Linked DNA regions of Homo sapiens: region 2 is linked to region 1. The links are chromatin loops, found by intact Hi-C in ENCODE. Cell type or tissue: ascending aorta. All regions are shown on one strand. Each heading gives the region's core, and the rest is flanking DNA. Links, peaks and the distances in the headings are about the cores only. Region 1 overlaps SIPA1L1 (signal induced proliferation associated 1 like 1). Region 2 overlaps SIPA1L1 (signal induced proliferation associated 1 like 1).

Region 1 (5,378 bases), core at 227-5,226:
CTGTACTTTAAAAAATCCAAAATTCCTAAAAACAAATTCTGTGAATCAGTTCTATCAGCCTTTGATGGTATTTTGATTTCAGTATGCACTGGAAATGAAGGAATGGACATGAATTCAGAAATGTCCCTCTAATCATGCAGTCTCACAACAGAGGCAGGATCAGCCCCGCTCTTCCCCTCAGAGGAACTAGCTGCTGACAGCAAGTGATTAGTGTTCTGAAACAATTCCAAGGGGCTTGTCAATGTAAACTATCGGCTGCTATAAGAAATGTCAAATCTCCATGATAAGGTATTTTTAGAGCTCCCCACCAGAGTCAACACAGGTTTACTATAAAATGCGAGAGAGCATTTCTGATGAGGAGTTGCTGCCAGTGCCGAAGCATTTCTCAGCCTGCTTCCAAATGTGGATGGCATCGTCCCACTGGATGAGGCGCCTGCTCAGATAATGTCTTGCACAGAGGCAGGCAGCTTCTCTTCACCCTTAGGGTGTTGCTGACAATATAGACAATAGTTCTGCTTTCTAGCTACAGTAATAGATTTAATTACTTGGCTATTTTGGGAGATCGAGGAAGGAAATGCCCCCCTCCCCAACTCTTCCTGCACATTATATTTCCTGTAGTCCAGGTCACACATCTCTCCATGGGAAGAGCTCTTCAAATCAACATATACAAATTGAAAAGCCTGAGGGCAATGAGTTAAATCACAAAACAAAAAGCATTATTCTATATAAAAGCTCGACAAAGGCTACAAAATCCATCTGTCAGAGAAACAGTCCTCTCTGAATAAGAAGTTAGATTCAGACTCTCTGGTCAGTTATTTCTCATGTGGCCAAGAACTTCATGGTCACTGCCAAAAGAAATTTACTGCCATACATAAAGGGCAGTGATTCTTCAACTTCTAAATATTATGAAATACCAGCAACTCATTTTAATGCAATATATGTCATATTTGTTCAATGTGCAAATAGTTTTCCATTGGAAAAGTTCCAAGCTGGCCTAATCGAGAAGTAGCTATTCTCTGGAAACAGTATTGTCAAAAGCAGCCATTTCACCAATGGAGATCATGTAGTGAATAGAGAATATTTACACTAGGCCACACAAGCAAAGAGTAATATAGTAAAGACAATATTCTCCTCCATTTCTGACACTTCTACAGCTTATGAGAGAGTGTTTTTATATTCATTATCTCATTTTGGAAAACGGGCCAAGGAGCAGGAAGGACTGTAGAGAGCATCCTTGAATGGAGTGTGCACTGACTGTCCTCCAAACAGACCACATGGCTTTATAAAGGTCACAGGAAAAACAATGCGGCTCTCTGCTCTTGGAGGAAAAAACGAAGGAAATCAAAATGAGTGCATCTTCCCTTGTGCTGAAAAACAGTTGAGAAATACTAAGAAGCTACTTTGTAGACCACTGTGTTCTCCCAGATTTGAAAGCAACCCTGTATGACTGCAGTTAATGATGTGCACATTTAATAAACACCATCAAAACAAACAAACAAAAAACAGTCTGAAGAACAGACTGTAACTACTTAAGAAATCAGATTTTCTTTGTTTCTTTCTCTCCTTTTTCCTTTCTTCAGTCATTTATCAAGCACTGCAACAGAAATGGGACTACTTTGCCGTCTTGTATCCAGCAAACACCAGAAAACAGACACAAACTCCAAAAAGCACCATGACCCTGCATTTATCAAGCACTGCAACAGAAATGGGACTACTTTGCCGTCTTGTATCCAGCAAACACCAGAAAACAGACACAAACTCCAAAAAGCACCATGACCCTGCCGCTATTACAACCTTAGGAAGACAGTGAACTTGACAATGAAGCTTAGAGACCTGACTTGGCAATAAGGACAGAGAGATCTGAAACAGCAAACTAAAGAAGGCAGAAGAGACACACTCAGGAGTCCAGATCCCAATCTGCCAGACTACACACATTTAACCGCCTTCCTTGCAAAGGATGATGTCCCTGTGTACCAGGTGGAAGGATTATTCCTAAAGCAATTATTCCAAGCTGTGGCTCCATACCACCTCTAGAGGACTCCAAGAATCTCAAAGAATTTGGTAAAATTTCAGAACAAAATTTTATTTCGGCTAATTTATGGAAGACTGAAGAAAAAAAAAAGTAAGAATAGTTAGAAATCACCTCGCTGGGACCAATTCTTACCTTAAAACCTGAAGGGAAAATAACTTCTCACTCCTTTTGAGAAAAAGGGAGATCTTAGTGTATAACAGTAGGGAAGAAGATTCAATTATTAAAAATAAAAACTGTTCAAATTATTTCATAGCCTCTTCACAGAACTGATGAAGGAGGAATTCATCTGGTAAGAAATTAGAAAGGAGAGAGTGAATCTTTTTTTTCCCCCTGCAGTTAACAAATCAGCAAGTCAGTCAAACTCTTAACTGACTATGCATTATAAAAACAAACACTGACAAGCTAGCTATTGCTCAAATGCCATCCTCAGACCCTGATGAGAAAATGGCAGTTACCTGGTCCAATTCAGGGTCACACAGAAACAGCTAAAGGAACAGTGGCAGATTTTACTTTTTAAGACTACAAATTCCTCACCTGAACTCTTTTTCTCTCTCATTTTCTTCCCAAATCTGGCCCACAACTTCATTCTTTACCTGAACTTGATTTTTACTACCATCCTCCACTTAGAAGAAAGTAAAACTTCTCTGTCAAGGGAGAAAAAAAAAAAGAGAGAGAGAGAAAAGGAAATGAAGATGCAGGGGAAAAAAGATAGCCCACTCGCCCACACTGAAGGAATGAGAAGGAGGAATGGGAGGCCAACTGAAAATACTTTATCTAAATCCTCTGAAAAGAGATTACACTGGAATTGCTTATCTAAAATAAAAACCTATCAGTCTGTCTTCGTGTAGAAGTAGTAAACTTAGCCAGGATTGGTGGCTCATGCCTGTGATCCCAGCACTTTGGGAGGCTGAGGCGGTTGGATCACCTGAGGTCAGGAGTCCGAGACCAGCCTGGCCAATATGGTGAAACCCTGTCCCTACTAAAAAAAATACCAAAAATTAGCCGGGCCTGGTGGCACACGCCTGTAATCCCAGCTACTTGAGAGGTGGAGGTGGGAGAACCATTTGAACCCAAGAAGTGGAGGTTGCAGTGAGCCAAGATCGCGCCACTGCACTCCGGGCAACAGAGCTAGACTCTGTCTCAAAAAAATAAGTAAATAAATAAAAGAAATAGTAAACTTAATAGAATCAGCAGCCCAAGGATAAAGAGATCATGTTGTAACTTGGTAAGAATCCAAGAAGTAAATAAACAGGGATGTCACTACCATTAGGGCTGTGAATAGGTAACTGAAATAAATCTAATGAGAGCTGTGCAAGAAAACCAACCCATGCACAACCCTAACATTGTGCATAAGAAGACAAGAGTTCAGAACTATTGCATATGACCATACAAAATCTAAATATTCCATAAAAGAAAAACAGGCAAGAAAGAAACAACTGCTACTTATTAATATTTTTTAACAAGTTAAAATTTGCGTATCGCTTCCTTCAGGTATTTAAATGCTAAAATCTCAATGTGATGCTTAAAATTAAAAACACATTATAACGCCAGAGAATCAACATTTGAGCATTTTCCAACAATACAACATTATAATTTAAAACTTGGCAATATTCGCCTAATTTAAATCAGTCTCTCAATGGAAGGGACTGCAACTGCAGAAGTGAAATCCAGCAAGCTACTGTTGTATAACCAAAAGATCTTCCAAGACAGTGCTATGTTCTTGCTGCTGACATTAACAGCTGCTGAAACACATTCTTTTTAAAATCATTTTCTTCCAGGGGTGGAGTTTCCAAAAGAATTCCAGGCTAAAATCTAAATAGACACTGTTCCAAAACTGAATGATACCACAAAATGCAGACTTCCTTTAAAACAACTTTTACACTCTTTACTTGGAAGAGAGGGCAGAGGACAAAGCTCTCATCATTTGCTCTGTTTATACCACAATGGCTTCAAGACAACAAACTGTGGGGATCATCACTGACCAACTGGTTGAAGTACATTATTGCTCATAGAGAAAGCTTCTGTTAAGCATAGACACTTAAAAGAAGCCCATTGGAAGTTAAGAGGGTTGTGGCATACTAAGTTATCCTGAGCATCAGAGAAGGAAACCAACAAACAAGCACTCGGAAGCCATCAAAACAGCACAAAGGACAACTACTTTCATATCCAGGGAGATGACTGTTGCTTACATAAACCTTTGTAGTGTAATGATTTGAAAGCCAGACTCTTTTTTTTTTTTTTTTGAAAGCTATTGTAAATTGAAGGATGAGAGAATGTTAGTGGAATAATCAGAGATCTTAGCACAGAATTCCTTAGATTTTACAATGTAGCATTGTTAAGTTACGTGAAGCTGCCGTAGGATGGCAAGGCAACAGACAGAAGAAGAGGGACATCAGATAAGATGTAGCAGGGGACAGATACACTATGTTAAAAACCATTTTTAAAAATCTAGAAGGGACCAGGTGCAGTGGCCCATGCCTGTAATCCGTGCATTTTGCGAGGCCCAGATGGGCAGGTCACTTGAGGCCAGGAGTTTGAAAACAGCCTGGTCAACATGGTGAAACCCCTTGTCTACTAAAAAAAAAAATTAGCTGGGTGTGGTGGTGCATGCCTGTCATCCCAGCTACTCGGGAGGCTGAGGCAGGAGAACTGCTTGAACCTGGGAGGCAGAGGTTGCAGTGAGCTGAGACTGTGCCACTGCACACCAGCCTAGGTGACAGACTGAGACTCTGTCTCAAAAGAAAAGAAAAAGGAAAAAAAAAAAACCTAGGAGGGATTCTGACATTCAGTTATCCCTTGATAATAACCACATGCAGCTTCTGGTGACTTGACTTTCCTATCTTTCCATCAGAGGAGCAGAAGGCATTCCTTTTAAAAGTATGTTATTATTCTACTCTTTCTATATAGCAGCTCATTTTATATTATCCCTTCACTTAAGAATCAAGAGGAAAATTCATGCTTACATAGAGAAACATGCCCTGCATAAGAAAAACACTTCCTAAAAAATCAATGGAAACAAAAGTCAACCAGAATAGGGCAGTTACTCCTTCAACAGGTGCTTTCTTTTATCTTAAATAAAATGAACACAGCTAATAAATACTTCCAGTTTAGAAGACACTAAGTCTAACACACACCATACATAGGTATTTAAGAGTTTCTAGCTGTCATCATCTCCAGCCAGTCCCTTATTAATTGTTGGCATAGGGTCCCCCTGCCCCTTCTCAATGGTGTGCTCTGTGTTCTGTGAGAACCTATTATTAGCCTATGTTAGTAATGGCCACTTCTGGACGGTAAAATTATAGATGGTTTTCATTTTTGTCTTTATGTTTACCTGCATTTTCTACTT
Region 2 (5,378 bases), core at 297-5,296, 49 kb before region 1:
TTATAATTACCACCTACTGATGACAACATTGAAGCAGCAAAGAAATGATTCCTGTACTTACTGTGGAAGTGATAAAAAATGAAAGTAGCATTAAAACTGTTTTGCAATCCTTAAACAACAGCTATATTTCAAATATTTTCAACTTGGTATATTTATCCCTAAAGGTGACACAGCAAATCTACTGTACAACAAAGACTATAATTTCAATCGCTAAGTCAAAGGGGCTTTTTATTTGTAAAAGTACTATTTAACATACAAGACATTTATATATCTGAAAGGAGAAAGTAACTCAAAAAATGCAAAAAGAAATAAATTGAGCAAATGGTTATTTAGCTATTTTACCATCAAGAAAGATAAGACATGCAAATCTTATGTCACATTGTTAATAAATATCTTAATATACAGTACTTTTCTTCAGAAAGTACTGCAAAAGAAAATGTAAGAAATAAAGGATCTCTACTTACCCTTCTGGTAGAAAAATTTTCTATAATAGTATGCACCCAGATCTACGTGTTCCACGATGTATCTTTTCACTCTATCTAGGTGCAACACCAAGTTCTCCTTGGGCACTTCAAGTACTGCCACTCCTGCATTTGTGCAATGGGAACTAAGGGTAGACTCAAAGGAGGCACTTTCACATCCACTAAAGGAGCCAGAATTTGATTTTGAAAGGCTGATTTTCCTCTCCCCTTCTCCACCTATCTCATTCCGAAAATATGGACAGCTCATTACAAGCTCATTGCTTTTATCATCTCCCTGGTCCATGCTGAGGCTTCCTTTGGAATTCAGGTCCTCTGTGCTGCCCATTGGGGAGCTAAAACTGGCTGAATGAGACAGAGGTCCAGAGACCAAGGATGCCACGGCAGCTGCGGAAGCTCCAGTGGTGGTGTTTCTCCTCTTAATAACATTGTGCCTGTTCATAATTGCCTCATTCAAATCAAATAATATACTCTGGACATCATAGTGGGCAAAGCACTTTGGACATGTCCAGGGCCTGACAGAGTCTTCTGATCGGTTATCTTCAAGATCTGATGACTTCCCAAGTTCTTCACCTTTGGCATTGCGCAATTTACGAAAAATAGATGAGTCTCCAGTTTCAGATTTTGAACGTCGCTTGAGTGGTTTTTCCCTTTCCTTAAAAAGCCTGAGGTTCTCTCTCTGTGAGATAGGCCCGTCTATTACATCCAAAGAGAAACCAGAACCCTTGCCACCACCAGTAATGAGAAAGTCACTGAGCTTGGTTGGAGTTGGACCTCGATCAGATTTGTCATCTTTGTAGCCCTTTAACAAATCAAAAAAGCTTTCTCCAGATGTTCCCTGTTTATCAATTGAAGATGTGCTACCATATTCCCTGTGCAGTGATGGTCCAGTCTTGTATGTAGGTGAGATACATTCATCAAAGCTATCCACATCAAGTTCACTTATGGTGATATCACTGTTGCTTCGCTGGCGTATTCTGCGAAGAGCTTTTCTGGGGGAGCTGGGGTAGGCTTCAGGCATGAGAAATCTGGAGTCCATGTTCTCCGACGGTCTTGTCTTGTTTTTCAGCGTGTTCTGTATGCTTTTCAGCATGGCTGAGTCATTGGAATTGAGGCTAACAGAACTTCCCTGACTCACAGGACTGCTTTTGGAGGACAGGCTATCAAGGCAACTTGAGGTTTCTATTTCCTGGCTTGAACGGCTAGATTCTTTTATGTTTTCCTTTCTTGGGGGCCAATCTGCAATCCTTGCCCTTACCCCCATTTTTGGGACTCCGGGGGTTGAGGTTATATGGTGAGAACCTTCACTTCGGGGGGGTCCTACAGGAGCCATAACTGATGATCCTAAGCTGCCATTTTGGGACCGGAAGCGCCGCATGTAGAAATCATCAGTGTGGACTTTGGGGGTGCCGTCTGTGCCAACAACAGAGGCCCTGTCAGTGGCAAGAGGCCTTTCTGTCTGTGACCGTTTCAAGCTGGTCATGATGTAAAAGCAAGTAGACTTAAATCCCTGCAGCAAGGACCATCATATCTGTGTTTTAAATGTGCACTTCCCTTTTGGAGAATGGCTTCCAGAAAATACAACAGTTGCATGAGATCTTAATCTTTTTCATTTAAAAGGTTAAATGATGCTTTATTTGTAAAGCACTGAAAAATTGGAACTTCTAAACGTTATAATCCACAACAGTTTCTTTGCTTCACTTTAACAGAGGGCTTTCTTTCAGAAAAAACTGAATGGAACTTGTACTACTGAGATTCTGTGGTTGCCATAATCCCATGCTTTCTCTAAAAGAGAAAAGGATAATTTGAATTAGCAGATAAATACATCTAAAAACAAACATGCAATTGTCAAAACCAGACACATGAAGATAAAAGACTCAATAATGGATTAGGATTCACAGTTCCACAATCCGTATTTTTAGTAAAGCAGGTTTGAAAGAAAGGAAGAAAGTAAAAACCATTTGATAAAATCCATAATTTATATTCTAAAAAAAAAAACTATTAAGACTTCATCTTAATTGAACTGTTTCATAAAATGGGGGGCAGGGGGAGGGGTACATCTTGTTCTGGATATCATGGCTCCTACCCAAAGTACAGACTTTTGCTCCAATGACCTCTAAAAATGTAGAACATCATGAGCTACTGTGATGACCAGAAGTTTGAGATGTAACCAAGTGAATAAGATAATTAGAGCAACAGAGTTTTTTGACAAAAGTAAAAACTGAAAAATGACTTTACTGAATATGCTGCAACAATCACTTTTTAACTCCTCTATTCCAAAATCAATACATGTTTTTTGTTTCCTTACAAAGGCTTAACATAGTTGGCAAAAACAAATACAGCAGGAAAAAATAAATAAAAAGAGTTTTCCCAGAGCCATTATATCCATTAGCACTCTTTTGTATTTTCCTCTACTTTATTACTTACCGAGACGAGGATATTGCAGAATGAATCCAGCATTCACCACCACCTCTTCCCAAGCTCTCCTTAGTTTCTTGTACTCTTAAAAGCTAGAAGTATCTCACTAATGAACAAAATGCCTGCATTTCCTCATGCAGTACAACCTACTCCACCCCATCAGTGCTAATTTATGAAGACGGCAGAAACAAAACACAGCTCTGGGTGGCCCTCTCCATATCCCCAACAGATTACAGAGAACTGTTAGCATCCTTCCAGGTGACGGGCATGGAAACAAACTTCCTCATGAGCACGTCAGGCAGAAGGCAGGAGACACAGATTCTGAGTACAAAATTCTGCATGGTTGCGTACATTCTGAAAAGAAAGGCAGAGGCTCCTTTTCCAAGACTCCACAAATTACACAAGAGGTGGCCTTTAAATTCTTGCCAAATACATGTTTGGAAAGATGCTGCTGAACCAGCACTGAGCTGACAGGGCGGCATTGTCTACAAATCACGGCTCTGACACCGGAGGACGACCTGCACTTGCTGCACTCTCCACTCAATGGTAACAAGCACCTACTTCCACGATAATTAAGCATCTCCCTAGTCGGCTTCCTGCCTCCAAGGCAGGCGCTTTCATTTCTCTTGCAGCACACAGCATCACTTTAGAAGACTCGCTGCTATTTAAAGGCTGGAACATGTAGGGGTGTTTCAAAAAAAAAAAAAAAAAATGCATGCTGCCTGCAGAATGCAGGGTGAGGCGAGCTCTGGCTGGGCTCGTGCTGGCTGAGTCTGTGGAGCCATTCAGATAAATGCCATTTGTTTTCACTAGCACTCCTCTTCACCATCTTTTGTAAAAGGGATAATAGTTTTGCACTGCTACCTAATTAAACATGGCTTTTGAGCTTTCTAGATACTTCTACTGTCAGACTGCTATTATTCCCTTTACATTCCAGAACTTTACATGTTCCTCTTTCAATGATAACCCTTCAAGTGACAAAACATGCTAACTGTTGCTTCCGAGGATATCAAAGGACAGCATATATGGCCATAGCAAAGGTTCAAGAAGTGATTCTCATAAAATGGAAGGAAAATTGAACAACTGAACCAAAATGCAAACACCTGTTCAACATCTCCCCAAAAGCTGATTATTTCAATGAATACTCTACATAGCATAAATAATACTTCTAAAGTAGATTTTATAAAAATTAGATGCTTTCAACATTTCTCACAACCTCACAGAAATCCAAATAAATCATCTTTCATTCCCCAAACATTCATTCTCTAAAAGGACAACACACCAATCCCACCATGATAAAAACTCTTGCCACATTTCATGTGCCTTAGAAAATACTTTACTGCACAGCTGTCTTTCCCAGGATATGTGAAGTTATTTCCATTAGAGGAGGAAACTAAAAGCTGGCAGTAAAATACAAGAAATAAAACTGACTTGGAAATGCTCAGTCTCCACCATCAGTATTTCTCTTCCAAACCATCTCATATACTTCCAATATTTTTAATGAGTTTATAAAATCTTATTTTTAAATATAAAAATTTCTTACCAATTCAAAAGAAATTTCAAGACTCCCATTACATTATATAACAACGACTCAATGTTTTCTTTTCATTTCAAAATATAAATAAGCACATGGGAGAGAGAGAAGCCACGTTTTAATGGCTTGTAAAAACTGATGAGGTTCGAGATGGGCAATTATGTTAAATAACAGATTTTTTTTCAGTCATAAGGACCTTCCTTTTCTATGTTTTTTTTTTCTCCCTCTCATTTTCCATCTCCCTCCCTCCCTCCCTCCCTTTTCTCATTCTTATTTATAGCATCAAACCCCTTTGGGGTACAATATAAACTTTGGGCACTGACTAGCATATATGGAAATATACATGCTTTGCACTTATTAAACTACCAGTCAAAAATAATGCTGTCCATCGATGTGTATCATATGATGACAGATCAATAATACCTTCACATCTATTCCTTAGGGTTGACTGAAACAGCAAACCTATGTTGACAATGATCAGCAACTCTCTTAAATATCAGCAAACCTGCCTAAGTACCAATATGGTAAAAAGCAATAGAATTAAACAGAAGAGCAATACGAATTCACAGCATGTCACCTCCATCTGTTGAAAGAGCAGGCTATATAAAAATTTTCCTTATTACATGTTTAATTTTACAGCTCTAGATACTATCTAAGTCTATGGTAGATCCAGGTAGCTAGAATACTAATTCCATCTAGAGGGCCCACAGTTTAGTTCAATGAGTTCAATTCAACTAGTTGAAAGTCTTTTCATCACTCAAGATCTCTCACAACCTAACCCACCATTCTTCCAGAAGAAATGCTTCCTCCTCTCATCCAAATCACCCCCTGTGTTTCTGTAGTGTCTTCAGAGCATGGACCATACATCCACCAGTCCCTCCTTCAAGGAAAGCTCCAGGTGTAGCAGGGAGACACAGACAAGTAAGAAGATGACGGGGGATGCATGG

What was found. Peaks named below come from ENCODE experiments on the same cell type or tissue, not always from the same donor. Only the 100,000 strongest peaks of a DNase experiment are listed, where the experiment ranks them.
Region 2: a loop joins it to region 1, with 2.1 times the contacts of the local background. A loop is called at or near these places in 3 of 110 quality-filtered maps.

Annotation. Positions count from the first base shown.
Region 1 is chr14:71,535,020-71,540,397 of GRCh38, reverse strand. The region is part of intron 4 of SIPA1L1 (signal induced proliferation associated 1 like 1); the gene reads right to left. Among named protein-coding and RNA genes, the nearest start is that of SNORD56B, 140 kb to the right of the region's middle. In ascending aorta, for the core only: no CTCF peak of the experiment used is centred there; no DNase peak of the experiment used is centred there; H3K4me3 peaks cover 444 bases; H3K27ac peaks cover 609 bases.
Region 2 is chr14:71,584,457-71,589,834 of GRCh38, reverse strand. It overlaps SIPA1L1 (signal induced proliferation associated 1 like 1), which reads right to left. Exons shown (of 24, transcript NM_001386936.1): 5 at 465-2,264. The coding sequence starts at 1,962. Among named protein-coding and RNA genes, the nearest start is that of SNORD56B, 190 kb to the right of the region's middle. In ascending aorta, for the core only: no CTCF peak of the experiment used is centred there; no DNase peak of the experiment used is centred there; H3K4me3 peaks cover 1,252 bases; H3K27ac peaks cover 583 bases.